Linked DNA regions of Homo sapiens: region 1 is linked to region 2. A link is a loop called in an ENCODE intact Hi-C map of the cell type or tissue named here. Cell type or tissue: Calu3. All regions are shown on one strand. Links, peaks and the distances in the headings refer to the core of each region. The heading gives the core; the rest is flanking DNA. Region 1 has its middle 470 kb from the start of NRSN1. Region 2 overlaps LOC105374976 (a long non-coding RNA gene).

What was found. Peaks named below come from ENCODE experiments on the same cell type or tissue, not always from the same donor. Only the 100,000 strongest peaks of a DNase experiment are listed, where the experiment ranks them.
Region 1: a loop joins it to region 2, with 3 times the contacts of the local background. A loop is called at or near these places in 6 of 110 quality-filtered maps.

Annotation. Positions count from the first base shown.
Region 1 is chr6:23,650,896-23,667,904 of GRCh38, reverse strand. No RefSeq gene overlaps it. Among named protein-coding and RNA genes, the nearest start is that of NRSN1, 470 kb to the left of the region's middle. In Calu3, for the core only: a CTCF peak has its summit at 8,552; a DNase peak (open chromatin) is centred at 8,544.
Region 2 is chr6:23,436,884-23,453,892 of GRCh38, reverse strand. All of the region lies in intron 4 of LOC105374976 (a long non-coding RNA gene), which reads left to right. It overlaps LOC105374975 (a long non-coding RNA gene), which reads right to left. Exons shown (of 3, transcript XR_001744048.2): 2 at 12,227-12,313; 3 at 971-1,047. It overlaps LOC124901276 (a long non-coding RNA gene), which reads right to left and starts at 893. Exons shown (of 2, transcript XR_007059506.1): 1 at 792-893. In Calu3, for the core only: no CTCF peak of the experiment used is centred there; a DNase peak (open chromatin) is centred at 7,282.

The DNA.
Region 1 (17,009 bases), core at 3,973-11,972, 210 kb before region 2:
AAAAAAAGATTTAAAACAACCTCCTGGAACTAATTAGTGATTTTAGCAGTGTTGCAGAATACAAAGTTAATGTGCAAAAGTCAAGCATCTTTCTATCTACCAATAATGAACAAGTGGAATATAAAATTAGTTCCCTGCAAAACAGAACACTTAATTATAAAGCTAACAAAACATATATCAAGTCCAAATAAAAACTATACAACTCTAATGAAGATATTAAAGAAGTAAATAAATGAGACATTCCACAATCATGCATAGGAAGACATTCAGTATTATCAAGATGTCAGTTCTTCCCAATTTGATCTATAAATTCAACACAATAGTAATGAAACCACACAAATATTTTGTGGATATTGAAATTGATTCAAAAATGTATATGGAGACGTTGAAAATGCAGAAAATAGCTAAGCGAATATTGGAGAGGAACAAAGTCAGAGGACTGACATTACCTAACTTAAAGATTTTGAAGCTACAGTAATCAAGACAGTGTGGTGTTGGGGGGAAAAAAAAGACAAATATGTCAATGGATAGAGAGCTCAGAAATAGACCCACAATGAAATGTAGACAATTGATCATTGACAAAGGGGCAAAGGCAATTCAGTGGAGAATTGGTAGTCTTTTCAACAATAGATGTGGGAACAACTGGGCATCCACACACAAAATCAATCTAGACACAGACCTTGGACCCTTCACAAAAATTATCTCAAAATGGTTTATAGACTTAAATGTAACACACAAAACTGTAAAACTCCTAGGAGATAACATAAAACCTCAATGACCTTGGATATGGAATAGCTTTTTAGATACAGCACCACAGGCATGATCCATGAAAAAAATAATTGATAAACTGGACTTTGTTAAAATAGAAAACTTTCACTCTGCTAAAGACAATATAAGTCTATGGAGAATGCTCCACAGACAGGGAGGAAATATGTGTAAAAGGCATAACTGATAAAGGACTGTTCAAAATGTTCAAAGAACTCTTAAAACTCAACAATAAGTGAATGAACAGCCTGATTAAAAAATGAGCAAAAACCCCTTAACACTTCACCAGAGAAGTTATACCGATGGTGTATTTGTCCATTTTCATGCGACTGATAAAGACATACCCAAGACTGGGAAGAAAAAAAGGTTTAGTTGGACTTACAGTTCCACATGGCTGCAGAGGCCTCAGAATCATGGCAGGTGGAAGGCACTTCTGACATGGCAGCAGCAAGAGAAAATGAGGAAGAAACAAAAGCAGAAACCCCTGATAAACCCATCAGATCTTGTGAGACTTATTCACTATCACAAGAATAGCATGGGAAAGACTGGCCCCCATGATTCCGTTACTTCCCCCTGGGTCTGGGAATTCTGGGAGACACAATTCAAGTTGAGTTTTGGGTGGGAACACAGCCAAACTGTATCAGCTGGCAAGTAAGCATATGAAAAGGTGTTCAACATTATATGTCATGAGGGAATTGCAAATTACAATGAGAAACCACTATATGTCTATTACATTAGCCAAATTCCTTTTTTTTAAATTATTCTTTAAGTTCCAAGGTACATGTGCACAACGTGCAGTTTTGTTACATACGTATACATGTGCCATGTTGGTGTGCTGCACCCATTAACTCGTCATTTACATTAGGTATATCTCCTAATGCTATCCCTCCTCACTCCCCCCACCCCCACGACATGCCCAGGTGTGTGATGTTCCCCTTCCTGTGTCCATGTGTTCTCATTGTTCAATTCCCACCTTTGAGTGAGAACATGCGGTGTTTGGTTTTTTGTCTTTGCGATAATTTGCTGAGGTTGACAGTTTCCAGCTCCATCCGTGTGCCTGCGAAGGACATGAACTCATCCTTTTTTTGGCTGCATAGTATTCCATGGTGTATATATGGCACATTTTCTTATTCCAGTCTACCACTGATGGACATTTGGGTTGGTTCCAAGTCTTTGCTGTTGTGAATAGTGCTGCAATAAACATATGTGTGCATGTGTCTTTATAGTAGAATGATTTATAATCCTTTGGATATATACCCAGTAATGGGATGGCTGGATCAAATGGTATTTCTAGTTCTAGATTCTTCAGGAATCACCACACTGACTTCCACAATGGTTGAACTAGTTTACAGTCCCACCAACAGTGTAAAAGTGTTCCTATTTCTCCACATCCTCTCCAGCACCTGTTGTTTCCTGACTTTTTAATGATCACCACTCTAGCTGGTGTGAGATGGTATCTCCTTGTGGTTTTGATTTGCATTTCTCTGATAGCCAGTGATGAGCATTTTTTCATGTGTCTTTCGGCTGCATAAATGTCTTCTTTTGAGAAGTGTCTGTTCATATCCTTCGCCCACTTGTTGGGGTTGTTTGTTTTCTTCTAGTAAATTTGTTTGAGTTCTTTGTAGATTCTGGATAGTAGCCCTTCGTCAGATGAGTAGATTGCAAAAATTTTCTCCCATTCTGTAGGTTGCCTGTTCACTCTGATGGTAGTTTCCTTTGCTGTGCAGAAGCTCTTCAGTTTAATTAGATCCCATTTGTCAATTTTGGCTTTTGTTGCCATTGCTTTTGGTGTTTTAGACATGAAGTCCTTGCCCATGCCTATGTCCTGAATGGTATTGCCTAGGTTTTCTTCTAGGGTTTTTATAATTTTAGGTCTAACATTTAAGTCTTTAATCCATCTTGAATTAATTTTTGTATAAGGTGTAAGGAAGGGATCCAGTTTCAGCTTTCTACATATGGCTAGCCTTTTTTCCCAGCACCATTTATTAAATACAGAATCTTTTCCCCATTTCTTGTTTTTGTCAGGTTTGTCAAAGATCAGATGGTTATAGATGTGTGGTATTATTTCTGAGGCCTCTGTTCTGTTCCATTGGTCCAGATCTCTGTTTTGGTACCAGTACTATGCTGTTTTGGTTACTGTAGCCTAATTCCAAAACTCTGACAACACCCCACGTTGGTGAGGATATGGAGCAATAGGAACGCTCATTCATTGCTGGTGAGAATGCAAAATGGTACAGTCACTTTGGAAGACAATTTTATAGTTTCTTACAAAACTAAACATACCCTTGGCCAGATATCCAGCAATTGTGCTTCTTGGTATCTACGCAAATGAGCTGAAATCTTATGTCCCCAAAAAAACCCTCATATGGATGTTTATCACAGCTTTATTCATCACTGATGAAACTGGGAAGCTGTCAAGATGCTTCTCAGTGGCTGAATAAATAAACTATGATACATGCAGACAATGGAATATTATTCATCACTAAAATGAAATGAGCTATAAAGCCATGAAAAGCCATTGAACAAATTTAATTTTACTATGTGAAAGAAGCCAACCTAGAAAGACTATATGATTCGTAGTACATGATTTTGTGGAACAGGTAGAGCACAGAGAACTTTTGGGGCAGTGAAACTAGTCTGTGTGATACTGTACTGTGTGAATACACATCAATGTACACTTCTTAAAACCCATAGAATACACAACAGCATGGGTGAAACTTAGTGTAAACTATGGGCTTTAGATAATAACAATGCATCAATATAGGTTTTTTGATTGTAAAAGATATGTCATCGTGGGATGTCAATAGTGGGGGAGGTTGTATTACATGTGGGAACAGAAAGTACATGAGAAACTCTGATCAATTTTGCCTTGAACCTAAAACTGCTCTAAAAATATAGCTTAATAATAATACAAAAAGGTGAGGGCAAGGGGAAAAGAACAATGTGGGCCAGAATATTTGGGTAAAAGAGCTCGTGGAGAAAAGAGCTCGTGGTGAGAAAGAAAACAAGATATTTTCAGTTTAGGGAGTTACTTTAACAGAGGTATGGAGGTAAGGGTGGGCTTCATATAAAAAGAAGTATACAGAAAATGATATATTTGCAGTATTAGATCAACAGTATGGAAATAATAAAGATCAAGAGAATAAAGATATGAATCCTCGTACTTCTCTAGAGAAAACACAATTAAGGCCATTCCAGTGTGGCCAGCCACAAGGCAGGGCCATGTTGCCATGACTGGACTTCTGCCAACTGATGACTCTGAAGCATTTGGGCTTCTGAGGCATACCTAATGGTAGGCATGATTTGATTCTGGGTTATCTAATTGCCAGCTGCTGGATGGTTGTTTGTAAAATACAATGATAATGACCTCAGGCAGTTTTTTTTTTCTTTTTAGCAAAACTGCAGTTGCTGCTGATTATGAACAATAAAGTTGGCCCTTTATATGGGATGTCATCCACAGTACAGTAGTTACTACATGTCAAAAACAGTAGGCTTGTGTTTCGTCTTTTAAATTTTTCTTTTTGACAGCATCAGAATAACACAGAGAAGGGACATTTCGTGGAGGTTTTCCCCAAAGAATTATGGTTTTGTAGTAGCACTGATTTATCATCAAAGAGACCAGTTCATAAAATAAAAATGTAATAAAAGATAATGGGGAATAGTTTTTCCTCATCCCTCCACATAGCTCCTATTAACATTAATGGGAATTGTACGTGATTTGGGGAAGGGGAGGCTGCCTGGTATTTCCAAAGGGTTTATATGTAGACAGATTCAATGAGAGGGTCCCGTGTGATTTCTTCAAGCACAATATAGAATAAAGGGAGGGAGGGACACAGGGCCTCTCTTTGGAGAATACTATGCTTTTTGTTGGCATAATTTGATTTATTTTCCTGTTCAGAAGTGTGAGGACAGAGCAGGAAAACTATCAGGCACGGAGAAAGGAAGGTGCTGTTTTATTATTAAAGCCTAATGTGCTGTGAATAAGTGCACTTATAATAATAAGTTCAAAACACCCCCTCTTAAAATGGATCTATTTTTTCTTGATTTAGTGTTCCACATGGTATATTTTACCTCCAATTCTGACAACATATAGAAAACATCTCAGAGGGAAAAAAAGTAATGATTTTTCTCTCCCTAATTGAATCAGACCTCAAAGTCTCTCTGGAATTAAGGCAATAGTCTTTAGCATTTGCTTTTCTTACTTGATGACTATTGTCCATGAGGTTGTATTACTAAGCAAGTAATATTATTGTTTTTTAATTAAAAATATATGACACATTTTAATGGTGCAATATGTGGAAAACCATGAGAAGTTATAAAAAATAAAAATTGCCAATATTATTATCATCCAGAAATAGTTATATTGCTATATTGTTACATATAGAGATAGATATGCTATTCATATATAAATGTTTATATTTTATAAAACTGCTGAATGTTATATATCAATTTTCATACTTTGCCTTAAAAAATTCTATGACAACTGTTTCTTCATTTTAATGCCTGAATAATTGTCCATTTATTTAATCATCTTCCTATTGTGAGACATTTAGATTGTTTCTAGATTTTACTATTAACAACAAAAAAAACTTGTATAAATTTTTGTGCATGTAATTGACACTAGGTACTATAAGTTTAATAATATTTGCCATTTGGGTAGAAAAAATATTCTATTGCTGCTTTAACTTTCATTAGTTTGATTAGTAGAGCAACTGAGCAGTTATTCAAATGTTTATTTGGCCATGCAGTCATTATATGATGACTAGACAGCATAATATTTCAGAATACCACATAAATCCTTACATCTGAGGCTGGAGTTCATTTTAAGTTGTATTGAAGTATCAGCTATGAGCAAATGTTTTAGGGCTAGCAGTTACAGATTTTATTATAGAACTCTTAGGAACAGCTTGTTTAAAAGACATAATTATTCATGGATTAAGAAAGAAATTACAGTGTCTATGTCCCAAAATGTCTGTAAAATGTGTAGACTAGGGGAAACGGTGTTTTCTTAGCAACTTTCACGTAACTGTATTGCCTTGATAGTTTGGGTCTGCTGATACCAGATATGGCTCTACCTAAGTTAGACTATGGAACCAGCTATGGGCCCTACATGAAAGACAACAGTTTTGAGTTTGAGCAAAACTCAAATGCAGAATAACTGCCTTCTGGCAAATTCAAATGACAGTGAGTATCACTTCGCAACACATGGGCTAGAATAGAAGTTTTTCTTTTAGGGACTCTAAATTCTCTTTTTTATCCTATTTCCTATTCTCACTCACCTTCAGAAGTGAATTCTAAACCTGTAGTGATTTCCAACCCTGACAGCAGCATTAAAATATTCTGATGAGCTTTACACAAGTGTAGATCTCACAGCCATAGCTCTGAACTGCTGAATCAGGATCTTTTGAGGGTGAAGTGAATTCATTACATCATACTTTCATTATTTTCCAGTTACTCTGAGTTCTGACAAAAGTACATATGTATTGTGGCTGAGCGCGGTGGTTCAAGCCTTTAATCCCAGCACTTTGGGAGGCCAAGGCAGGCAGATCACTCGAGGTCAGGAGTTTGAGACCAGCCTGGCCAATGTGGTGAAATCCCGTCTCTACTAAAAATACAAAAAGTTAATGGGCATGGTGGCAGGTGCCTGTAATTGCAGCTACTTGGGAGGCTGAGGCAGGAGAATCGCTTGAACCTGAGAGGCGGAAGCTGCATTGAACAGAGATTGTGCCACTGCACTCCAGCCTGAGAGAAAGGTAGAATTCACTTCTGAAGGTGAGTGAGAATAGGAAATAGGATAAAAAAGAGAATTTAGAGTCCCTAAGAGAAAAACTTCCATTCTATCCCATGTGTTGAGAAGTGATACTCACTGTCGTTTGAATCTGCCAGAAGGCAGTTATTCAGCATTTGAGTTTTGCTCAAACTCAAAACTGTTGTCTTTCATTTAGGGCCCATAGCTGGTTCCATAGTCTAACTTAGCTAGAGCCATATCTGATATCAGCAGACCCAAACTATTGCTTGAACCTGAGAGGCGGAAGCTGCATTCAGCGAGATTGTGCCACTGAACTCCAGCCTGAGAGAAAGAGCAAGACACTGTCTCAAAAAAAAAAAAAAAAAAAATATATATATATATATATATATATATATATATATATATGTTGCCTCACCTAATGCACCTAGTCAACTCATTTATACTAACTGGCAAATGACAGCTACTGGTTTACAAACTTAATCGTTTCATACCATACCGCCTACTGTTTCTCAAAGTGTCTTGCATAATATAAATCTTTGTTGCATAGGAATACTCTATGTCTACAATTGTGGTCCTTCTAATAACAGCTACCCTCTCAATATGGCAACTCTCAAAATATGTGCTCGCATTGCTGATAGCCCTTGGTGGGGGTGGGCCAGGCAAGGAATGTAAAACTGAAAGGCATGATACTTTCCCTCAAGGGGCTGACAGTCATTTTGTGAGGCAGAGTGCACACCTGTAATACAAAATACCATAGAAACTGGTAAGAGAAGTACAAACAAAGGTCTAATAAGGTCTGATAGGATAGAAAGTAGTGATGAGTTTATTTTCTATTTGCCTTTAAAAATAACCTTTTTTTTCACTTAGAAATTATAGGTAGTTAGTTTTAAAAAGTCTCCCTAAAGACATGTAACAAAAGCAACAACATCAATATTTGGCTGGAACTACAGACTCCTGCTACCACGCCAGGCTAATTTTTGTATTTTTAGTAGAGATGGGGTTTCACCAGGTTGGCCAGGCTGGTCTCGAACTCCTGAGCTCACGTGATTCACCCGCCTTGGCCTCCCAAAGGGCTGGGATTACAGGCATGAGCCACCATGCCCGGCCATATTAGGGTTTTGTTTTGTTTTGTTAATTCTCACATTCTATCACTACTTAATATATTATCTGACTACACTTTATTGATATATATTTTTTTCTGTAGAGAATAACCCTTTTAAAAATGTGCTTTTTACCACAATTTTTTTTCACTAAACTGACAGAGCTCTCTCTTCTTTTTATTGGAGATAAAATTTCTCGTATGATGCTATCTTCTGTCCTGTTCTTTTTCTTCTTTTGTGTTTTGACTTTTTATTCCTTTACTCTCATTTTTGTGTGGTTTGGGGATGGTGCTGGGTGGTGAATATTTATATTCAATCATCTGTATTAAGTGGTTTAATTGAATATCTCCAAAGATGGATTTTGACAGGAGGGGTGAGAGGAAGTCTCATAGAGTAGTGATTTTGGACGTGGGCTTTGTAATTGACTTAGGTTTGTGTGGAGAAGTGGGCTGGGAAGGAAATCCGCTTAGCGGGTGGTAGGAGTAAAGGCAGGATGCAGGAAAGGGCTCAGCCTCCCCTCATGCAGGGAGGAGAACGGGAACCTCAGGGAGAGAAAGATGCCTCTATAGGCATCCTTCCACCTGGGAGGGCCTTTAATAACCCAAAAGTGTGAGGAGCCACTGGTAGCTTTATAAAAAACTGGAAGCACTTATTAGAAGAGTCATCAGATAGGCAAGTGTAATGTCACTAAATAGAGTCCCTTTTATGTTTGAGACATAGCAATGGCTTCATCAATGTTGGTTTCAGTCATTATCAAGATAATTAGCTTTAAGTTAGTACATGTGACTCTCAGAGGTGTATTGTTATCTGAGAAATAGTTAACCCACACTGAAACCTGTTTTTCTAGAAAATGCATGCTCTGTAAATCTCGATTGCAGAAAAAGGCTCTTTCTCCCTCCCCACTGTTGTGCCTGCCACCCCACTGCCATCCTTTTCTCTGAGGAGGGCAGTAGAGACCCACAAATCAGGCTTCATCCCAAACTCCTTGTCTCCCTTTTCTTAGCCACAGTAGATTTTCCTTCTTTCCTTGAATTCTCATGTTTGCATAATTCTGTCGTCCATTCTCAGGGGAAATCATGGTATATATTGAAAAGTCCTTCATGTCTAGAACTTTGCACTCTTGCATTTAAAAATCTTAGTCATAAATATGGAATGTAAAGGCTGAAAGCTATCTTACAGATCAGTGTAGAACCCTCGCCTTTTAACAGCACCTAAAGCCATAAAGGTGCTTTGACTTGCTCACGGTCTCAAGTTAGGTATTAGTAGCACTGGTACCAGAACCTATATCTCCAAACTCAGTGAATTTGCTGTAGCATTTTACTGTCCTTTTGGCAGTTACCAGTCACCATGTGTTTACCAGCAAAGAAAGTACAACTTATTATCATGAAATTAAAATGTGTGCTCAAGATTGTTAAACATCACTATTTCTATCCCAATTCAATCCATTTGCACCCAAATTGAGGGAAATTTTATTTTCTCCCCTTATCAGAGGATTTATTTATTTTTTTAATTTTTTAAATATTTTCCCCATATTACATATCATGTTAGGCCCTATGAGGGCTATAAAATAGATTAAAAATATAATGTCTATTTGGAGAGACAAGATACAAACAAAAATAGCTAAATGAGTTAAAATAATATAAGATCATAAAGGAAGGGCTATTATAAGATCAGTTATAACTAGTTGCCAGGTGAATGATCTATACTGTAAGAGACCTGAGTTCTGATGGGAAGGAGTGATGGACAGGAGTTTGCTGAGGGGAGAAGTGAGAAATTTAGACCTTGAATGATGAATTGATTTGTATATTCGGAGGAAAGGTGGGGAACATTCCGGTAGAAGAATGGTTCATTCACTATGCTGATGCTCTTTTGTGCCAGATGCTGGGCCAGTGCTAGGTAGACAGACACACTAAGGAGTTCAGAACCTAATCAAGCACACTCATAACATATATTGCACTGCAATAGAGCTTCCAGAGAGGGCTGGATAATGTGGAAAGCAAAATGGGTAGTAATAACAAAATCACAGCTAGTTGATTATATATTGATATGTTTCAGACATTTTACCCATGTTGTAGAATTAAAAATTCACAATAACCATTGGAAGCAGGCCATTATGATCACTGATTTACAGGTGAACAAAACTGAAGTCTTAAACTCTGGTCTGGACCTTGAGTGCACATTGCAAGAGAATCATAGGGAGAACTGTTACAAACATACCTACGCCAGGACCCCACTCCCAGAGCTTCTGATTTCAGGAGTCTGCAGCAGGGTCTCAGCATATTTCTTTTACTTCTTTTTATGAAAATGAAGATATTTTGCAGTTGTGGTTTTTTTTGGTTTGGTTTGGTTTGGTTTGGTTTTGAGACGGAGTCTCACACTGTCACCCAGGCTGGAGTGCAGTGGCGCGATCTTGGCTCACTGCAAGCTCTGCCTCCTAGGTTCTCGCCATTCTCCTGCCTCAGCCTCCCAAGTAGCAGTTGTGTTTTTATTGTAAGGGCTTAATTTGTTTACAGAAGGAGTTGAATCCTGTTTTGTAAATATGAGGGGCTGTCTGGTGTGAAAAGAGTAGTAGTAGTTGCTGTTATGGTTATTGTTGCTGAAAACCTCTCATGTGATGTTAATGTGCAGCCAGGGTTAAGAGCTCCGGGCTTGGAGGGACCAAGGAGCAGTTCCAAGTCAACACATCTCATGTATAGCAAGGTCAACTGTCTGGCTTCAACCTCTTATCATTATATCAGGCTGCTTCTAGAAGGATGGAGCGGGTCAACAGCAGAGAGCATTGTTAACAAGGTGTGCGTGCCTGTGTGCATGTGTGTGTTCGTGCGTGTGTGTGGTTGTGTGGAGGCACATAGAGAAAATATATGTTCAGGGAATGATAAGTATTACATTCAGGCTAACTGGAGAACTAAAAGTGTAAAGTGGGTGACAGGGTTGGAAAAGATGCTTAGGTTTACATTTCAGATGCCTTACGTTAGGCACCAGGATAGCACCTCCGCAATTGAAGAAATGCTGCCCGTCATTGTTCAGGTCACTGGTAATGCCCGATCCATGTTTCTGAGAACACTCTTATTAAGCACCCCATGAATGATTAGACCAGGGTCTAGATGGTTGATACAAAAAGGCTGAGCTCACGAGTTTTGTTGTACATAAATCTGTTTGAAATGGAATAGAAGAGACATAACTGAAGCCAAGGGAATAAGCCAGATAAGCTTTCAAGGCCCATTCCAGACCCCTGACTGTGTGAATTAGAATGATCACATCAAGGCTACTCAGCACATCACAGAATGGACTATGTCTGTGTATTGGATGACAGGTCTTAATTGTCACTATCGCAAACTCCCTAACAACACATACGTATGCCTGTCAGGGCCGCAGAATCCACATTTTTAAGAGGGGAGATAGGGCTTAATGAATATGAGCCTTCATGCTAGGTTCTCTGCTGTTACATCCCCATTGAAGGAGTGATGTGAAATCCACCGACATCATTTTAAGGCTGAGAGAGCTCACCCATGAGTGAAGAAAGAATTAATGAGGTTCTCCCGCAGCATCTCAATTCACAGTTGAAGCAGAGGTGAGGCATGGTAGGAGGCATTCCACCTTAATTAGGATGCGGTCCCAGCATCCTCCTGTGCTGAATACTCTCTGTTCCTCCGACCCACAGCTCCCCACCTTGGTAAATGTTTTACTGACCTTTGATTTTGCAGCACCTTCTCTCCCCGCCCCCTTTCTCCTTGCCTCCCCTCGCTGATCCCCCGTCAGGAACTGGCACTCCAGCTATCTGGGGGGCAGCTGGAATGTTGCTCTTGCTCTTAGCTTCTCTGAAATGACGGTGGAGTGGGTGGTGCGCTTATAATAGGTCTTTAGAAAAGAATGCATTGAGTTCTCTGAGGATTTTTTTAAAGGCTTTGGGACATGACTGAGGGAATGGCTAATTACTATTTATGACTGTTTCATTCAGAGCTAATTGCCGGAGCTGCTGCAGACACTGAGGCCTTCACTGCTGCTCTGCACCAGATGTGCAAACAGTAATAAAATGGGCGATGGGGCCGATTCTTTGCACGCCAGTCCTGAAACAGGGTCTGTGTGCATGTGCATATAGGTAGGAATACATGTGTATACACACACACATATACAATATTGCAGATTTTAAGAAGAGTCCAGAAGTAATTCTTGAAACTCTTCATTTCTAATAGTTTTTGGATATATATATTAGGGTCAATTTGTCAAGGTATAATTAACAATGCTGGACCCATTGAGAAATGAAAGAACTAAGGAATTTTATTCTCCCGCCCCCCCCCCCCCCCACACACACATTGAGTGAATAAGCAGGGACAGTGAGTGGTATGGAAAAGTTAGCTGGATTCATCAAAGTTTGATTAAAGGAAAAAGGAAAAGTAGAGAAATATTAAACAGAGACTGGAGGGGTTTCCCTCAATTTCTGTTTCAGCTTTCCTCTAATTGATTTTCCTACTTCATGTGAACTCAGGCAGCTGCAATTTATATGGAGTGTGTTCCTGGATGTGGTGCCGTCAGAGCTGCACACATCTGGTGAGCAGCTTTTGGTTTGGGCTGTGAAAGATGTTCCCAATGTAAGTCCCCAACCCTTATGCACTGACCTTCCTCCCCAACCCTGTGATATGAAAATCGACTACCACAATAGCTGAGGAGGGTGCAATAACTCTCTGCTGCTTCTTAGGGTAAATCCATCTCACAGTCTAGTGAAATAGTCCAGTCACTGTCGTTCTTTGTAACCATCTTGGTATACTCAAGGAAACTTGACTTTGTTTTTTTTCCCCTTTTGGAAGGGGAAAGAAAGTGTATTAAATGAGGGTACATGTGAGAGTCTCACTAACTGATAGCCAGTTTAATATCTGTGAAAATGTTGCTTTGTTTGGAAGTGAGAGCTGCAAACAGATACAAAGTATATGACAGGGAGAATTACTAAGGAAACAATTGGTGAGAAGCAGTCTTTCCTTCTGACTTTCCTTTCAGAGAAAAAGACTGACTTTGGTTAAGTTTCTACATGTAGGGGCCTGAGAGAGGCATTCTGCAGGCTTGTCCCTTTAGGGTAAGGATAGGAGAGTGCTTGGGGGGTGAGAACAGAAGCGGCTCTTAGGAGAGAGGGAGAGGCCTGAAGACTGAAAATGATTTTCTAACTAGGGTATAGAAAGAGACCTAGCTCCCTTCTGCTCAGGATCTCGGGCTCGTGAATGCTTATAAGGTGCACTCAAAGACAGTGGATCTCCAGGCCTAGGCTCCCAGCCTTGGAAAAATCAACAGTGACATAGATGAAGAGTTATCCTCAGCTAAGGAAACCTTAGCCATTGGGTAATGAGCAACCATGACAGACGGATGCCAGCGGCCTCTTGCTCATTGTAGGGCAAGGTCCATTCCCATTTTTGGTGAGATGCCAGGGCAAGAGGAAGCATTCTTAGCACTCGAATGCAATTGAATTTCTCCCCATCATTGAGACAGGACTTTAGAGTCAAAAATAAGTTTCTTTATTATAGAAAATAAAGTAATGTGATTTTGTTTGCGCTTGCATGTGGTAGATTAAAATTCATAACAGTTTCCCATGTTTAGAATTTAAATGACAACAAGGAAATGCATACACAAGCATGGCTCAGGGTCACAGATTAGCTGAAATGATGCTTCCTCATTGGTGGTTAGGTTCCTGATAATGATCACTTACTCTTGAAAGACTAATGATTATTACCCTGTCATGAATCTCTCATGAAACTGTTTGGGGTTCCGTACAATGTGCAAGGATTATGAAGGTAAATAAGGCAGAGTCCCTGTTAAGGCACTTTCAGACTAGTGAGGCAGACTGATATGTAAATAGAACATTTAAATGTGATGTCATACAGATATAAAGACTTCAGAGCTGAAAAGTTCTCCTTTTTATTTTAGTTTCTATTGATACTTGAGTTTGAAGTACTCGTACATGTTAAATATGTCTGCTTTTTTCTTGGGGCTTAGATTCTATTATTGTATTATTTTGAAGTATTATTTCTCTGCTTTATAAGTTATATGTTGAAATACTTTTATTATTTTTTGTAAACTGGTTCTTAGAAAGGGTAGGTAGTATTAGTTTGCTAGGCCTGCCATGACAAAGTGCCACACAGTGGCTTGAAGAGCAGACATTTATTGTCTCACTGATCTGGGGATGGGAAGTCTGAGATCAAGGTGTCCATAGGGCCATGGTGCCTCTGAAGGCTTTAGGGAAGGATCTGTTCCAGGCTTCTTTTCTAGCTTTTGGTAGTTTCTTGGCAGCTTTCCTCCAACCCTCACATTGCATTCTCCTTGTTTTCGTGTCTCTGGGTCGAGATTTCCAGCTTTTCTCTTGGTGTTTTTAAGAATTCTCTCTTTGTCTTTGACTTTAGACAGTTTGATGATAATTTGCTATGGAGAAGACCCTGTCTGCATTGTATCTGTTTGGGGCTTTCTGAGCTTCCAGGACCTGGAAGTGTAAATCTCTCACTACACTTGGGAAATTTTCATCTAAAAACACCAGTCGTTTTTTAATAAAAACACCAGTCCTACTTGATTAAGGACTCACCTACTTGACTATGACCTTATTTTAATTAATTACATCTTCAATAGCCTTATTTGAATTCTTATTCCCAAGTAAGTTCACATTCTGAGATGCTGAGATTAGGATGTCAACATATGAATTTTGTGGGGGGACACGATTCAACCTATAAACTAAATGACCTTTTATTCTCTAGAGAGTTTCTCTATGAATGGACTCCCCATTGTCCTAAGCGGGCCAGCATTCATGCCATCTTTCTGTATGAGACGCCTACCTAGCATTCTTTACAAAGAGACCTGGTGATGCCTGTTCTAGAAAAGGTCTGTGGGTCTGCATTCTTAATTTCCATTCTCCCACCTGTCCGCCTTCAGTGACTCTCAGAGCAACTAAGGGGGATTGCATGAGATAATTCCTGAGTTTTGGGCATCATGAGTTACAGGATGTGCACTTCAGTGGGCTGGAAATAAAAGGGCTAAATAAAAAGTGAATGAGACACTGCTCCAGAATCCCTATTTTCTGATCTGGAAAGGGTGGAGAAGTCAAACACAGGCATAAACACTGGCATTCCAAGGAACACCAAGATCCTTTCACTGATTGTTCTTACACAGATTTACTGCACTCTGTTATTTGGGGTAAGCTAGTAGGTCACTGTGCAATTATTTACAACTTGCAATATCATTGCATGTTTTAACACTACAATTGTATTGCAAACTAATCCAAAAGCAGAGGATTTGTCTTCTCTTTTCTTGTCTCCTGATAATATTTAATAGGATTATTTGTAAAATATAAGTGCCCAGTGGCTGCTTATTTAAAAATTTGAGAGCTTCGTATCTCACCCAGGTTGTTTCCTGAGGTTCACAATTTATTTTTAAAATGCCATCAGTAGTGAATATGCCAGAAGTTAGCATTGTAGCCAGTATGTATATGTATAACCATTACCTTGAATAAGGATAATTAGAAACAATTTTATTTTCTCATCCCTTTAAAATTATTCAAGGTGAAATGGGCAGGTGCATAATTATCTTCTGTCTCAGGATGGAAATGTGGGTAAACCACGTGACTACTCTTACCTAGAAAGATCCATAATCACTTTAAGTCACTAAATACAGTGTGCTTCAGTAAGTAGAATGTGTCCAGGCCAAAATATTAATAAATGCTTTAGTTTTTATTGAAAAGGATTTCTTACTCTCGACTAACTTTAGGTTGGTGTTTGCCTGGCCTGGGAAAAGGCCCTGGGATAGGTTTCTGCCTGCTTCTCAGTCACCTCCTCACCTCCTCACCTCCTCCAGCTTTAGCAAGCACACATTACAGATCCACCAATGTTAAGTGTGAGAAGAGAGGACTGGGAAAGGGAATAGGGCAATCTTACTTGGCCATCTGGTTTTCTTTTCTCTAGGTCTTGTAGATGGCTAAAACTCATCTCTTACGTCTTGGGATGCTGTCATTTGCTGTTGCTGACAGTCATTGCTGGGGACTGTGCATGTCAAGGAGAGTCTTGCCTTGGGAGGCTGCATTTCTATTCCAGTGGTTATTTTGGTTCTTTCAGCAGCTGTTAGCAACTTAGCACATACGTCTGGACCTCCGGCACACCATCCCTCTCTGTGATCCTAGTATACAGGAAGCAAGAGCAGCCCACCTTGTCTTCTTCTCCTTCAAGGTCTACATCTGTTCATTGGCAAACACTTTGCCATCTTTAGCTACATCCAGTGCAATCATCTCTATCCTCTTCCACAGGCTGCTTAATTTTCTTGGGCTTAAGCCATGCCCTAAACTTTGTGACTCTCTCAAAAGCAATGAGCACATTTACAGTTTTTTCAATTGTCCTTTTGAGATGCCCAGAGGTAAAGGACACTGTGAGTAAGCTCTACTGTTCCTTCTTGGGGTAGGATGTGGACTTTGTGTGTTAGCTATACTTCAATGACAAAGTTGAAGGCCTTACATCATAACTCCTATTGTTCTCTATTTCACAAAGTGTCTTAAAATTTGTTGTCATTCTTGAATCTCAGCAACCCTGTTAGATAAAAAGACAGGTTATAGCATCCACAGTTGATAGATGGAAAAATTGAGATCTGGAGAGAATAAGTAACTTATGCAAGCACAGGAGGCAGCTAAGTTAAAACAGTGCTTGAGATTAGAGATCAGATTTTCTGATTACATGAAAACAATTACTGGTTATCAATAGGGATCACACAGTCCTGGGAGGAGGTGGTAGATTTGGGGAAATGTCAGAATGGGGAAACGAGAATGTGTAGTTTGGGAAAAAATAAAAGCAAACATTCCCAGTGTTTGATTTGTTTTTCATTGCGTTAGTGGTATTTCAAATAACTGTGTCTGTGAGACTTTTATATTTTTCGAAAGGAGACATAGATAAAAAAATATGAAGGAAAACTACACTCAAAATAGGCCGCTTCACTGGTTGCCATTGTCTTAACTCAGCTGATCTGGTGTGTCAGAGTTAAGACACTTTGATTTTATGTAATGCACTTTACCAAGATGACATTTATATTGAGATAACGAGTGAATTTCTTATTCCAGTTGAGATTTAAGAATTATCAGCATAAATGACCCTTTAAAATTAGAGATAATGAAGACTTTAAACCTTAAAATCCCTGGGAAGTTTTTTATTCAAAAAGCCAAAGAGCTAACCAAACAGAAATAGACCATAAACCTGAACTCTTACTCCTCCTGCTCCCTCCCACCCTAAGGCCCTCTGATTTTTCTGGTTTATTTTAGGCCCATACAGAACAAAACCCTGGCTGTTCCTTAACAAGTGAGAATGACTTGCCCAGACACACAATAAAACATTTGTGACAAGCGAGCATGCACGCCCTTAATCCAGATCTTGCTCAGCACAAGGTACTCT
Region 2 (17,009 bases), core at 3,139-11,138:
ATAGATTGGCTTTACCATCCTGCCATTGTTTTCTGCCTTTACTAGGGGACGTATTCTTGGTAAACTTGGAAAGAGATGTGACTCAGTGCACCAAGAAAAAGGACTGAGACCTGAGAAACTTGGCAAAGCATTTCCTCAGGTTTGGCTGAATTTGAAGTGAAATACTCATGTCATTCCGGAGACCTCCACAGGAGTAATTTCCCCCATCCCAAACACGAGCTTATAGCACATTTTTATGCCTTCTTTGGCAGAGAAGGAAGAAGGATAGACAAAAGCAAAGTTTTTGGCTTTTTCTGCATGGCATGAGGAATGGGAACAGTCTTCAATCATAAATCGGGAGGAAGAGTTTCAGTCAACCTCTTGAATTTTGCACATCATTTGTAAAATAGGTTGGGTAGAGGGTGGTGATTGGCCCACACAATTTTTAGGTTTACTTATAAAATCCTTATTAAAGTCATACCTCCAAATTTAACAGCTCAACTAAGCTAAGGAACTCTGCCCTGCCCAGGTGTTCTCTGTGCATATGTTAAGACGAAATCATCTTCTTTGTTATGACTAGTCCTTAACCAGACATTGAGAATTTGAGGGCCAGTGTCAGGGACATCTAAAGCTATAGGGTTGATCAATGAGAAACTTCCTTTTGGCCAAAGTGTTGTTTTTCAGCCACAGCAAAGTCAGATAATTGCTTCTAAAGGAGAGCAGATTCCTAAGGGGATGCAGGGGTGTTTCCTAGCTGAGTGAAAGAACTGGATTTTGTCTTCCCGGGATAAATCTCAACTCAAGTTATTTACCCATTAACATGCATGAGGCTTCATTTCACCAATGAATCCTCTCTTCTGTGTCTCTATCCTCTTCTATTCCACAAGATTCCTCCCCTCTGTCTACGTGTATGCTCAAGCCTCCCTTGGTTACGCCTTCACTTGATGGTTGTACTCAGATCTCTCCATCTTCTTTCATTCTTTTCATTTAGGCATCAACGATGTAAAACAGGACAGCAAAGGCTCTTGCTCTCATGCAAATTAACTTCTAATTTGCTGTGGGGCGAGACTACAGGGGAAAATGAGGAATGATAAACACATCCATAAACAAGATGCTTTAACATAGTGATAAATACTTTAAAGACAATAAGACAAGGTGATATGGAAAGTGAGTGAGCGGTGAGACAGAGGACTTACTAGAGATTGTGAAGCCTAAAAGATTTCTCTGAGGAAATGACATTTCAACAGAGACTTGAAATTATAAGTCAGATCCAGCCTCTCAAAGTTCCATGACAAAGCATTCAAGGGAATAGGGGTAGAAAGTGCCAGCTTGTTGAGGCCTGAGGAGCTTGGCACTGAGAAGAGAAAGAAGGCCAGTGTGACTGTGTCTCAGTGTGCAGCTAGGAGAATGGCAGGAGACGAAGGTTGAGCATGGGAGGGCTGGATCCGGACGACCTGACTCCTGATGAGCTGTGGTTAGAATTTGGAGGCTCACTCTGGAGGATTTTAAGAAGGGACTGACACAATCTGATTTATATTTTTAAAAATCAACCCTGCTGTTTTGTGGAGAAGCAAGAAGGCCAGTTAGGAAGCTACTCTAGTAGTGCAGGTGACACATGATGATGGTCTGTACCTGGGCCATTCATAGAGGCATGGAGATGGATAAGATGCAATTTTGAAATGAGATCAACAGTATCTGCGGATGGAAGCACAGGATTCTAAGAATGAATTCCAGGTCTCTGGCTTGAGTGCTTGTGTGTGTGGAGATAACGATGACTAAGATGGGGGAAGCTGAGGGAGGTACAGGTTTGAATGTTCATGAAGGATAAGGATCTGGGTTTGGCCTGCTTCTTTACATTGTATCTGTTTCAAATAAATATTATAATTTCCATGTGGGGTAGGGGGAACTACCACATCTTTTCCATTTCCAGGTGGTAGAACTTCCTATTAGACTGATACCATTGACCTCTCTCTGCCCCTCCTTTTCTGGGAGAATCAATCGCTTGATTAGAACCTTTCTGAGAAAGAGCTGGTGTGCTTAGTTCTGCTTCTCCCACCAACTTTTCTCCTTGAGATTTGCCTTCATTTGGGTTCATCATCTGGAATTACTGTGATCCTTCACTTCTCATGTCACATGCATTCAATGGTCACATCCATTCGATTGATAAGCCATGTTGATTCTCTCTGTTGTAGCTCTCTTGTGTTCCTTTTTTCCTGTCATTCTCTGGGTGCAAATCCTCATGACTTATCCTTTGAAACCTTGACTACCAACTTACATGCTCATTTAATGTTAAATGAGCTTTTGTGTCATTTAATGTTAAATGAGCTTTTGTGTCAATGACTTTCAGTGGGCTTGGTTAGAAGAAAGAAATCAAACTCCCTCAGACCATTCACAATTTGGCCCCAAATAGTTCTTTTCCAAATCATGCTCTTAAAAAAAAAAAAAAAAAAAAAAAAGGTGTCTGTGTTGCTTCATGGCACTCTACATTGTCCTGATATTTTCTGTCCTCAAATATTGTATTAGCATGTGACCTAGAGCACAATAAACACATTGAAAATGTCATAGAAATGTTTGTGTTTATACACATCTTCCTCTGGCCTCCAGCTCCACATTTTAAATACTTCTTATCATGATGCTTTGCAAAAGTAGACTCTCAAGCCATAATTGTCAGATTAAAAGGGAAAGAATTTGGGCCAGGCGCAGTGGCTCACGCCTGTAATCCTAGCACTTTGGGAGGCCAAGGCAGGAAGATCACCTGAGGTCAGGAGTTCGAGACCAGCCTGGTCAACATGGCAAAACCCCACCTCTACTAAAAATACAAAAATTATCCAGGCATGGTGGCGCATGCCTGTAATCCCAGCTACTCAGGAGGCTGAGACATGAGAATCGCTAGAACCTGGGAGACAGGTTGCAGTGAGCTGAGATCATGCCACTGCACTCCAGCCTGGGTGACGTAGCAAGACTCTGTCATAAATAAATAAGTAAATAAATAAATAAATAGGAAAGAACTGTCTCAGAGAATTTACGATGTCCTGAATTCTGACAAACCTCATGAAGGCACCAACTTTCTAAAGAAGGCAAGTGAATTAGTAGGGGAGAAGTGTAGAGTCAGAAAGAGGCCAAGATAAACATTACTATGTTCAGTGTAATCTGTTTCTTTCCTTTTCTATAACTTTCAGCAAAGTCTCAAAGGATCCTCACAAGCATATTTTAAGATGCCTTTTGTGGATTCACGTCCTAAATTCCAGACTTGTTTTACCCAATCTGCAAATTACCTGGTTCCTTGATGACTGATGCGACGTAACTGATGTTCAGGAGTGTATAAAACACTGATTTTTTGTTTGTTTGTTTGTTTGTTTCCTTTTGCTCTAGTCAAATATGTAATTTTCTGGTATTTACCCAAAGCTACGGATCTACTCTTGAATAGCTTTGAGCACTCTATGTATCAAGATCATATTTTTTATTTACATCAGAACATTTGTTGAAGAACACGAGGTCAGTACAAACAATGATTCTGATGCCATCAACGAGAAGGAGATAAAAATGCACTGATCCTCAAAAACTGAAAGTGGCAGCAATTTCTAATATGCTTTTAAAGTGTAGTGGCCCAGTGACCTCTTATTGATATCATATTTTTGCTATTACTAAACATTCTCAATTACTGAATACCACCTGGATCTCACAATAACGTTTTAAGATAAGCAAGGCGAGTATTTTAAATTCACACTTGTACTGATGAAGTGACTGAAGTTCAGAAGAAAGAAGTAGCCCGAAGTCACAATGTTAGTGAGTAGTCTGGTGAGAATGTGAATCGTCATCTATGGGTCCACACAGACGCTCTTTTGCAGCATTGTTCAGCAGATTTACCAACTAGGATTTGAGAGTATCCCAGATTAAATTAACCAGACCAGGGAAAATCCAGGCAAGTTTACACACACACACACACACACACACACACACACACACACCCCAAGGCAATTTGTGGGGCTCAAGAAAAAGTACAATATTCGTCTTCTAGTCTTTCAATTTTGCTACATTCAATCTGTATTAATTTGTGTTTCTTGATGACATGCTAAGACAGAGACAGCAGCTAAATGAAATCAAATGCTGCCTATCTTACTTAGTTTCCCATTTTTTATCTAAAAGCTTATCATTCACTAAATCTAACCAACTGCCATATACAATGTGGGAGAAAAAAACTTTTCAGAAAGATCTTGATTGTTCCACCAGTTCTTTTTTTCATCCTTGTCCAAAACTCTGCCAAATTTGAGGGCAAATTTCCAGTGAAAAACAATTTGGGATTGAAGGTTTTCCACTTTGTATCAAATCGGGATTGAAGCCATATAAATGGCACCTTTGGGGATGATGTGGGCAGTATCTCTGATCATCTGGATACTGTGCTCTGAAGTCTCTAGTGACTTTCCACCTAGGTCCTTGGCTCATCCTGCTCCAGCCTCCTGGCATGCTATTTCCCTTGCTGCTGGTACAAATCTCGTCCATATTTCTTGCATCAGACACCAGATCCAGTCAATCATACAGATCCAGAATCTGTATTTTGCTAGGGCTGCCGTAATAACGTACCACAAACTGGGTGAATTACACAATTGAAATGTGTTGTCTCACAGTTCTGGAGGCTAGAAATCCAAGATCAAGGTGTGGGTAGGGCTGGTTCCTCCTGAGGGCTGTGAGGGAAGGATCTGTTCTGAGCCTCTCTCCTGGGCTTGCAGAGGGCCTTCTCCTTCTTCTGTCTTCACATTGTCTCCTCTTGGTACTTCTCAAATGAATAATACCCTGTTCTCTGCTGCTTTAGGGTGTTTTTCAGTGCTATTCCCTGTGTTCTTTATCCCTGCAAGTTCTTGGATACCTGGATATAGCCTGATTTCTTCATTCCTTTATGCACTGATCTAGAAGAGCGTCCTTCATGTAGACAGATTTAAAGGAATGGATTAATGAATATCCACAATGAAACTCATGAATAGGAGTCTTTGAAAGCAAACATGAAATCCCTTTGGCAACATTACATTGCCTAGCTCTTTTGAACAGGATGTCCTAACATTTGAAAGCCTCTCATCAGCTGAGAGCACATCAATATTATTTGATTACACTTATATATAGATTCAAGGATAAATCTTGCAAGAATATATGGGTTTGTAGTACAGATTGGGACTCCATCCGGGCCTCTTTTAATTCATACTCTTGTCTTTGATTCTGATTTACTTTCAGTTAGAGCACTGATTTACCTTTTTTGGTCTTTTCTCACTTTGTTCTTCATAAGCCCTTTGTTGGCTTTCTAAAAGTTATTGCCACTGAATTAGATTTTAATGGAGTTAATATATCAGTATGTTATTTAGTGTTTTAGTCTGTGATTAATCCTAGAAAAGCTGGGTGAGTGCCTTACCAGAGGGCCGCATGTTCTCCAGGTTGCAGCATTATTCATGTCAGATGCAAACAGACAAATACAGAGCAGCAGGAAAAAATGAGGTGAGGAGGCTGGGGAGTTCAGACTTTGGTGGAAGAAAAAGGAGGGGTGAAATGTTTTTACGCAAGCTCAGTTTTCAATTCTATGGTCTCTAATGAGGCAAGCAGACTTTAATCCTGCCATAGCTAGGATGAAAATGTTATTGATTCCTGATCTATGTTTAATGATGAATTAATAGATTTGCCTTTATATTCAACTCTGCGGCACACTTATTTCTGTTTAAAGAGCAGGTCCTTAGGTTGCATGGACCTGAGACTTAACAGTTCTCTGTGCCTCTCTCTCCTTGCCCAGTGAAAAGGAGCTTAATCCTTATTTGGCTCCTGAAAATAATATGTAGAACCAGTTAAATCTGATCCCCAATTTGTATGAATGTGATAAAATATGCATTAACCTCCCACTATTGCTTTTCTTGTGCACAGGCAAAGAGAACACCAGCAGAAAGTTTACCAGAAGTCCCCTCTCAAACACAGATGGCTACAAAAACCTGAGAAACCTACTCTAGCCCATTAACACTTTTCTGTCCAAAAGATTTCCTGAGAAGCTGGAAATTCTGCCAGCCTGGGCTATGATGTTGGCACTTCCTCCTAGTTCCATTTTCTCTACCTGGTGCCTGGCTGGCAATGCATTTACTCCTTCAATGTGTCCTGAGCCCAGGGTAGGACAGAGTGATTTTTTTTTTTTTTTTTTTTAATTCAAGACACCTGGAGCTACAGGTCACTTTTGAAACCAGCAAAAATAGCCTGCAGTTCTAGGTTACTTTGACATAGGTAATGACTTAAAATTCCTCTGAGCTTAGATTTTATACTTATGATTCTTTAAATTAGCTCTCATTATCCCTGCAGGTTTCTGCCTTTTGAGCTTTTAAAGTCACAGATTTCAAATATAACCAGGGCACCAAAGTCCTTAGCTTCTAAAATCACAAACCCCCGCAGGATGGGAATGATAATGCGTGTATGTTAGTGGGGGTAGTGGGAGTTACAGTTAGTGAAATAAAGAATTGAAGAATTGTCCTATGGTGAATGGAAGAATCAGTGCTGGCTATTAGCTACAAAGGTACCAGCTAATACCTCACTGAATCTGTGCCAGAACCAAACAAAACTTTGGCAGGGGAGGAGGACTATGGAGGGTTACAGAAAGAAGATACTACTCCCCTCATCGCTCCGTCCTTATATATATATATGTAATATATATATATATATATCTTGTGCCATGTGAAGCAAAAATAAATACATGTATTGGGCTAGAATTTCATGTATCTTGCCCCATGTTTGTGATTAGGTTTAATTTTTACAATCCTACATGGTGGGGCTTCAGTAATATAATATTTCTGTGGGCAACACATATATTATGAACCACTTATGGGCATAAATAACAAATATTATTTTTGTTATATATAATCAGAAAGCTTGAAAGGGAACAAAGATGCCATCAAGACTGTCTGCCTGTCTCTGTGCAAACGTGACTGTCCTTACAGAAAGCAGTAGACATATGGCTATCTGGACTGTTTTCAAAGGATATGGCCATCCCTCCTTTGAATAAATCATTCCTGCCGTTTAACAACCTTTACAGTTGGGACGTGCCTTCTCATAAAGAACTTGCTTTTAGAATTGACCAGGGTTTCTCCATTTTGCTGGGCAAAACAGACTGCTTTGTATTGTTTGACCACATACTAATGCTTTTGTAGAGAAAGAATTCATTACATGGTGAATGCGGGAGGGTGGTGGCTATTTCTTCGGAGAAGTGCTCTCTTCCCTCCCTCAAACTCCTACAATTTCAGATTGGATTGTCTCAGATCATCTTTTCCTTCCCCTCTGGGTTACAGTGCATCACACTAGATGGCAGTAATACCCCAGTTTGAAGAGTCCATTTTACATCTTCCCTCCCCCATTACAATCTTTTCTTGTCCATAGCAATATGGAATAAAACATGCAAATAAAATCCCTTCATTTTGTACAAGGTTCATTCAGAAAAGCTGATATACAATTAAAGCTGGTAATGAAAAAAATGTGTTAAATGATATAGAAAATTCAGGCATTGTGAGTTTTTTTGTGTGTAGCGGGTACGGGGGCCAGTCTCTGTTTTGTTTCTTTGTTTGTTATGGTTGTTTTTCAGATAGATATAGTTTCATTACAAAAGAAAATTTGTTAGAGCCAAAAGTCTAAGCTTAAGTGGTAAGGTAAAAGTGTATTTCTGAGAAAAGAAAAGAATTCAGTCATGCCATTAGCTTATTCTTTTCTGAAATCCTATGTTTCTTCCAGCAGATTGGCTATGCTTTTATGCAACATTAACCTGGATTTTCTAGACGGAGATGGTCAGATGAAAGCTCACAGCCCTATGTATATTGCCCACTAACAGGGAGTAGAATAACTGGAAGGAAAACAAAACCAACTCAAAAGCTCCTAATACAATGAAGAACCCTTTTCATTGTTTTTGTGTAAACCTGGAGGTTTGCAGATGATTTGGAAGGAGACAAATTTAGCTTCTGTAAAATATTCTTGGACAGCTAATCCAGACTTCCAGAATGCCCTACTGAGAACCATCTAAGAACGAGATGCAAAAATAATGGCTCTATTCTGATTGGCAATCATTCATTTTACATGTAAAGTAGTAAAAACATAAACTGTTTTTATCAAAACAAACTCATCAAACATTTAACTTGATGTTACTGGAATGTTATTATTTTTTTTCCTCTTCCAGTTCACAGCCCTAGGCTTTATATTGAAATTCACAGACACAATGCTCTCATTTTAAAGGAAAGCATGTAATCAACCTTTTAAAGATAACTACACAGAAAACTGAAGCAGCGTCATAAGAAGCAATGTGAATTCATGAGCAAATATGAAGAATGTTGCTCACCCCACATGTGAAAATGCTTAGTGCATTATTTATAGACATTGTTTGACCGGGGAGATCAAGGTCATGTGTGGACTCCTGGGCAATGGGTCAAATCTTAAGAGGCTGCCCTGATAATCCCTGCTGACAGTTTCTTGGATTGTGTTGGTGTACTTAAGTAGATGCATTTTCCAACTTGGAGGGAACAGTGAAGAACTTTAAAAAAAAATTAGTTAGCTATTCATTTATCTGACTTGATCACAACTCATTAATTTTGATCAGAAACAGTGTATACGGTAGGGAGGTTGCTATATTCACATGCTCTTTTCCTAAACTCTCTAAATCATTCCACTAAGAGAAATACACAATTAACCTTTCCCGGTGACAACTGCTCCTTGCCTTCTACCCCTCGCCAATAATGTTTCCATATATTCCAATGTCCAGAGTAAAGCAGACTCAATAATTAGTGTGACTCAGAAGAAAATACTGAAATCTTAGAATGTTTACTGTAGAAATTCTCATGGAAAATTATTTCTAAATGTTTTTAAAACTTATATGTTAAATATTGTAGAATTCCATATCTTTGTCACCCATAGTGGGCCCATTGTTTATGTGTCACCCTTGGGTTCTCCTGTGTTATACAGAAGATGTAGACTGGCTTGCTCAAGTAATCATGGGACATGATATTGAGGTCCTGACCTCTTCTAGCATTACATGGGCAGTGGCATATGGTGGGGAGGTTGGGAGGAGTGGGACACCCCAGTACAGGCAATAAGGAGGTACATTGTCTGTAGATAATTTTAAAATGACAGTAAACCTCACTAAAATAGGTCTGGTTTTTATTATGACCATGCACCAGCCATTCTAACAGTGTCAGTAATAAAACTGTTACCCCTGCCAAGCAGATCCTCCCCACTTCATGTCCCTCCCTTGAGGGCTGCTGAAAGGGGAAGTTCTTGATGCCTTCATCCTAGCTCAGAGGGGCTGTATTTTCTACCTAGGTTTATATGTAATATTAACATAAACAAAACAAAAGCACACAAGTTCTCTCATCTTGCCTTTTATAATATTTCCCAACTTAGTCTCTATCTTTTCTTCAATTTTAATTTGGAGATTTCTTAAAGTATTCTTGTGAGCACTGAGGATTTTATGGCAATTACCATGTACTATGAACACTGAACACTTCTAGATTGACCTCAGTTTTATTGACATCAATTCCTTTGGCTCTTTCTTTACATCCAGGATCAGTAGATCAGAAATGATTGAAAATAACAGAATCCTTCATATTCACAAAATACTGTAAAAGCAAAACCTGCAGGAAGAGATGTCCCTATTTAATAAGAATGGAATTGGAGATAATAGAAGATGGCAAAAAGGCCTTCTGTGGAGGGCAACGGACACAAACTTATCACCAAAGTCAGTATGAATCGGGTAGCCCCTAAACAGGCAGCTCAGGACATTGGTTAGACACCTCTGCATGAAAGTATTTTTAGGACAATTAAATCTGTCAATGATTGAATTTATAAAAAAAAAAATTTATGAATGGAAAGCAGTGCTGTCATCATTTATACAGCCCAAAGAGGTGCATAAACAGGATCCAGAATCAAAAGCATAGATTCTGAAGTCATGCAAAATAAGATTTTAGTCCTGACCCCAGCACTTACTACACATATGACATTGCTTAAGCTATTATTTCAGACTTGAGTTCTCATCTGATTAACTGGTATAAAGATAGTATAACAATAGCATTTAATGGGGTTGCCATGAGGTTTACATGATACTATATAGATAAAATGCTTACCTCAGTTCTTGGCACAGAGAAAACTTTCAGTGCTTCTTAGCTGCTTGATTCCATATGGAGCTCCACACGCACACTGAGTTTTCTCTGGCCTAGGCTAGCCACCAAGTAAGTCAATAGTGGGTTTACAAGCCTCAAGCAAATAATCACTCAGGCTTCTCCTCTTAGCTTTCCATCTTTACTCACTTTCTCACACTTTAATCCCAATTACTTGGTTAATTAGATAGTGTCCCATGCCCTCTTGCCTGTGTATATATAACAATATTATACTCCTAGCATGGGTGGTAAATTGTTTCCAGAGAAAAAAGGCAGAATCAGGGTGAACTACAGTCAGAGAATTTTCCATGGGATGGGAGAAGCTGGAGGTCACCTTCAAAGAATAGACTGGGTATGAGGAAAGGGAGCAGGAAGACCCGTCTCCTCAGGGCTGGGGGAAGGTCACCAGCACAGGAACATGGAGATGGGTCTTGAACAATTTGAAATTAGGTTGGTGAGGTGGGCAAGGCTGCATGGAGAGACCTGTGAATGCTGAACAGAACTCTATTGACAACGGAGGACACCACCTGGGATTCCAGATTCAGAGCTGGGGTTGAGTTGTGGGGTGAGTGCTTGGGCTGAGATTGGAACTAGGAGTTCTAGTTAGGGTTGGAAACTGAAGCTGGGCTTGGGAGAATGGGGGTTTTCATGTTTCAAAGCAAAAGTACCTGTATGGATGCATACGTTTCAGAGAATCCAAATCCCTTGAGGTTAATCAATGGATTTCTGTTGAACAGCCTCTGTTGCCCTCTGTCTATATATGTGTGTATAAAGTAATATGTTGTGTGTGTGTGCGTGTGTGTTCATATATACATATGAATGTTGTATAGTTATTCAAAGCAGTGACTGGTCTTGTTGCAGGAAATGCTGTCTGATAAGTTTGCTAAACTGAATTGTAAAAATAAGGAATAGCATTTATTTAACTCCATGCTAGACACTTCATATATGTTACCTAATTTCATTTTAACCTAATGGAAATGGAGGAGAGAGATTGCAGTTGGTGTGCAAAGGGACCTGGAATCAAGGAAACCAGACAGTAATCTGCTGCCAAAATCCAGACTGGAATTGATAAAGCAAGCTGTGGAGTGTGGTAAATGAAGGTGGGAATGGAAGAGAAGGGGGAATATGTGAGAAATGTAAGAAAAGGAGTTATGACTTCACTTTGAAGCGGACCAGGTAGAAGAGCTTTTGGAGAAGGAACGCTGGAAGATGTGGGTGAATTTAACAACTGAGGGGGCTGCGGGCTCTGAAATGTTTGTAAGTTGCAATGTGCTCACGCTAATATATAAGGGATTATTATATTATTTTACCTATCCATACAACTCTTCAAAAAGAATACTTGACCTCCTGCTGCACATTATCCTACTTTAAATAATAACCTTCCAGCTCTTCTCTGACTTTGCCTTCCCCTTGATTCAAGCAGGTGAGGGAGAAAATACAGCTACAGGCTGGGTTACTTCAATTATATCAAACCCCATGACCTCCTCTTTTCCAATCAGGACATGGTTACCCTGGCAACCAGCTTCTCTGTTTTCTTCTCATTTTCTTTCTCCAGAAGTACAAGTTAGTTTACACAGACTGGCTGAAGAAAACCTGTTCACTGTGTCCTGCTTTGGACAATGTGGTTCTTCTAAAGAAATCACAGTGTTTCTCTTTCTTAAATGGGTCAGGATTTTTAAATGCCATTTTTCGCTGAACATTTTAAAATGCGACTTAAGCTGAATACACTAGCTCATGGAAAATGTGATCTCCCCATGGAAGCAATACATTTCACTCTATCCGTGTTTGAAGCTGACATGGTAATAGGTGGTTTGGTGAAATCAGGAAACATTAACAATGCCCTCCTGAACTTAAGGTCCAAGCTGAGATAATGAAATCATGATTTATTTTTCTCAAATCTTCCATTCTCCCTTCTTGTCATCACTCAGCTGGCATTCTCAGAAAGAAACATCATAGAATTCAGGGATGAGCTGGGGTAGAAGGTGATATTTTTCCTAATGTAGTAGTTTTTGAGGAGGAAAGTTAATTGTTACAGTGGGCAAACAAGGTCTCAGGCCTCGTAAGAAAGAATAGTCCTTTGGTACAAAAAAGATAGCACTTACCCTTCTGGCCTTTTTGTCCTGTTTTTTCTTCAGTACCAGTCCAACTGATATTTAGAGCTGCCACTAGAAGAGTTTTAGAAAAGATGACTAGAAAAAAAAATCAAGACCATAACAATTATTTTCTCACTAACATCAACTTATATTTGAGTGGTTTTGAACTACTTGCAGAATTTTGGTTATGTACAGCAAAGGGGAAGTTTAAACAAATAGAAATCGCTAGATTTATACTGGGGCATGACAAAATCTGGGCATTGATGTACATAGTTTTTTTTTTTTTTTTTTTTTTTTGGAGACAGTCTTGCTCTATTCCAGGCTGGAGTGCAGTGACGCGATCTTGGCTCACTGCAACCTCCACCTTCTGGGTTCAAGCAATTCTGCCTCAGCCTCCCAAGTAGCTGGAACTACAGGTGCATGCCACCATGCCTGGCTAATTTTTTGTATTTTAGTGGAGATGAGATTTCACCATGTTGCCCAGGCTGGTCTTGAACTCCTGAGCTCAGGCAATCTGCCTGCCTCAGCCTCCCAAAGTGCTAGGATTACAGGCATGAGCCACCGCACCTGGCTTATGTTAAAGGGTTTTTGAAAAATTGTTAGGGATTTGGCAATTCCTAAAGTTTTAGGGATTAGTTTAGAGTTCCCTGAATCTAATAAAAATAGGGTGGTCAAGGTGGACTTCACTTAAGAAAGAGAAACAATGTGATATCTTTAGAAGAACCAAATTGTAACCAATTTTTTTCCTTTTCCTTTTTTTTAAATTTTATCTAAAAAACTTTTGGTGCAATATTAAAAAGCAATACAGCCAGCTGAAGTGACAACCAACAGAAAGAAGAAAGGCAGGAGAGGGAAGGCCCAGGAACCTCACCCCCAGGTAGTCCTCCGTGGGCTGGAGGCCAGGAGCAGAGTGAGAAGGTGGCATGGGTGGTGGGAGAAGAAGGCAAGAACACCCACCAAAATGAACAGGCAGATCCAAACATTTATACAGGAAACATCTGGCTGAACAGAAGAGGATCTTGGGGAGACGAGAAGCACCTCCACATTGTTTTTTTCCTAAAATGTGGAGTTGGGTGGAGAGATTTGAGCAAAAAAAAAAAAAAAAAAAAAAAAGGAAGGAAATGAGGGATGACCCTTGGGAACGTTTGAAGGAAGAAAATTCTAGACAGAGGATATCTCCAAAGAAAGGTCCCAAAAAGGAAGTGTGTCTAAATTTTTGAAGAAGAATAAGAAAGCTGACAAGGAGTAGGTGATGGGGGAGTTAGAAGCGATGAAGTCAGAGACATATTAAGGAAGGCAGAGAGTGGAGTAGCAGGTTGTTGTAGATCATCGTAGGAAATCGTAAGGATGTTGCCTTTTATTCTGTGGGATAATATCTGCTAAAAGCTGTTGCATGTTACTATTATTACATCATCCACAGCCTGAGACTTTGCAAAAACAGGGTTGGTACTCTGTCAGATTGTAAATATCGAAGGCTTGCAGGCCAAATGATATCTACTGCAACTGCTCGACCTTGGTGTTGTGGCACAAAAGCAGCCATGGGCAACCTGTATAAAATGGCATGGCTGTGACCCCAAAAAATGTATTTACAAAAAGAAGCAGGTAGCCCACAGGCTATAGTTTGGCCGCCTCTGATCTAAAGAGTTACTCTGATTTATATCTATATTTTCTGGGGAAAATTAAGCTTAGGGGAAATGAAAAAGAAAACTACATTGATTGACTATCTGTTATGCATCAGAAAGTGTCCTAGGAATTACATGTGTGTGTGTATACACACATACAAATCGACATGTATTTGTAAATACATCTCTGTAAACTAGAAGAGGAAGAGAATATCCTCAGTCTCATAAAAGCTTTTCAAAAAAAAAAAAAAAAAGCACCCTACAGATAACACCTAATGGTGGATGACTGAATGCTTCCTTCCTAAGACAGGGAACAATTCAAGAATGTCCACTTCTACTATTCATATTCTACATATTACTGGAATGCTACCCAGTATACATATATATGTTACATAATTGTCTATTTACATCCCTATAATTATCTACTTAGCCAAGACAGCTTTATCTCTCATGAAAATAACTTCAGTGGCCTCCTTCCTGATTCTACTTTACATATACACCTCAATTCTGTCAACATGATTTTTTAAAATATAAGCATGCCAAATATTTAAAGAAAGACTAATATTAATCTTATACAACTTCTTTCAGAAAACAGAAGAGGAGGGGAAGACTCCCAGTTCATATTATAAGGTCAGCATTACTCTGATACCAAAACCAAAGACAGTTACCGTAGGAAAAGTACAGAACAATATCCCCCATGAGCATAGACACAAACATTCCCAATACAGTACTAGCAAATCAAATCTAACAACATATAAGAAGAGTAATACACTAAAACTAAGTGGACTTTATTCCCTTATTCCACTAATGCAAGGCTTAATCCATATTTTAAAAATCGAAGTATTCTACAAATTAAAAATCAAAACAAGCAAAGGCACGTGATTATACTGTTTGATGCAGAAAAAAGTATTTGACAAGCTTTAATCCCATTCATGATACAATCTCTCTGTAAACTAGAAGAGGAAGAGAATATCGTCAGTCTCATAAAAGCATTTCCGAAAAAAAAAAAAAAAGCCTACAGATAACATCATAGTATCACACCTAATGGTGGAAGAGTGAATGCTTCCTTCCTAAGATGGGGAACAATTCAAGAATGTCCACTTCTACCATTCATATTCAACATATTACTGGAATGCCACCCAGCACAATAAGGCAAAAGAAAAAGAAAAATGAAAAAAAAGAAAAGGCATACGAATCAGAAAGAAATTAATCTGTCACAACTTAATTGACAATTATAATTCTATATTCTAGCAATGAGTAATTAAAAACTGACAGTAAAAATAAATATCATTTAGAATAATTCCTCCAAAAGAGAAATACTTAGGTGTAAATCTAAGAAAACATGCATAGGATGTATATAGTAAAATCCAAACAATGCTGATTTATAAAATTAAAGACCTAAATAAATGGAGAGACATACTGTAGTCAGGAATTGGAGTAATCAACATAGTAAAGACAGTAATATTCACCAAATGGATCTATAGATTTAATGCAATTGCCAACATAATCCCAGCATGATTTTTTGACAAGCTCATTCTAAAATGAGTATGGAAAGGCAAAATACATAGAATTACTTAAGCAATTTTGAAAACGATAAGGTTGGAGAAATCACAAACCCAATGTGATTTTGTGTCTACAGGAATCCAAACAGAGTGGTCCTGGTAGAGGGACGGACACATAGATCAATGGAACAAAATAGACACAGCTATGCAGAGCTGATTTTTGGCAAAGAAAGGACTACTATTCTCTCTTTTGCATCTTCATTCTTTTAGTGGGTCAAGTCTAAAACTAGAATCATCCTGATTCTGCTCTTCCTCTCACATCTTTATTTAACCCATTAGAAAATCCTATCAGCTCTTCCAGAATCTGATTACTTCTCAACCTCTCTACTGTTCACACTGCAGTGTGGACCATTACCTCTTGTTTAGACTTACAATAGACTTAATTGATTTCAATACTTTCACACTTGGCTGCCATATAGTCCATTATCCATACTGTTGCCAAAGTGATCATTTTGAAAGTTAAGAGAGATTATATCCATCCTTGGCCTAAAAGTCCTCAAATGGCTTCCCATCTCACTGAGAATATAAACTAAAGTGATGACCAGAGGTTTAAAGGATCTTACATGATCTGATCTGGCCCTCACTATCTCTCCTCTCTCTCTTCTCTGTCTCTCTGTCTCCCCCTCTCTCTTATTGTTTGTTCTGAAGTCATACTGCCTTCCTTGATGTTTCTTGAACATACCAAATATGCTCTAGCCTCCTAGTTTTTGTACTTATGCTAGAAAATTCCTTTTCCCAAAGATTGAGAAGATTCAGTTTCTTACTTCCTGCAGTTCTCTGCTAATATGGCATCATGTCAGAGAGACCTTTCCTGACCATCCTCTGTAAAAACAACAATCTGCCTCTCCCTGGCATTCTCTACCTGCTTTATCTTTTTCTCTCCATTTGGTACATGCAACCTACTAGTTAGTTATCTATTTTCTTCTTTATTTACTTATTCTATAAGTAGAATTTAACTTCCATGAGGGCAGAGATTTTGTTTATTTCTTGCTAAATTTCTAAAATGTAGAATAGTCCCTGTTTTATCATAGGTACTCAATACAGAAATGTTTAATGAATAAATTCAATAAAGGTATGGCCTTGACGTCCAACTCAGAATCTAAAAAATTCTTGACAGATCAACAAAGTTCTGCCTTCTATGAATGTGTTTTGAAAGTACTTTTAATAAGTAATTTAGGTTGTATGAAATATTACTATTTTTTTGCCTTTAATGTAAGACAATTGTTTTGTTTGTTTGTTTTTGTCCAGTCCTCCAAATTTCTCTCTAGGGAAAACTCTTTATTCAACTCTATAGTACATTGGTCATCATTTTATTTTCAATGATTTATTACTATTACTTTAATAGTCTAGATTCCATGCTCAATAGTCTTCCTATTTCTTCCTTAGCTCTTTACCCCAAATTAAGAAATGCTTCTCCTTGGTGTGTGCTGGTTTTTTCCATGTGTTTCGCATACTCAGTTTTAGTACAAATGTGTTTAAATAAAAGAGAAATTAATGTTTTGGCTTTTTTTCCCCGTCTTCGTCACAGTTTGAATTGATAAAATCACACATTTCCAACTTGAAAAGAAATTGGCAAAAATTTACTAACAAATATCTTGTTTTCCCTTT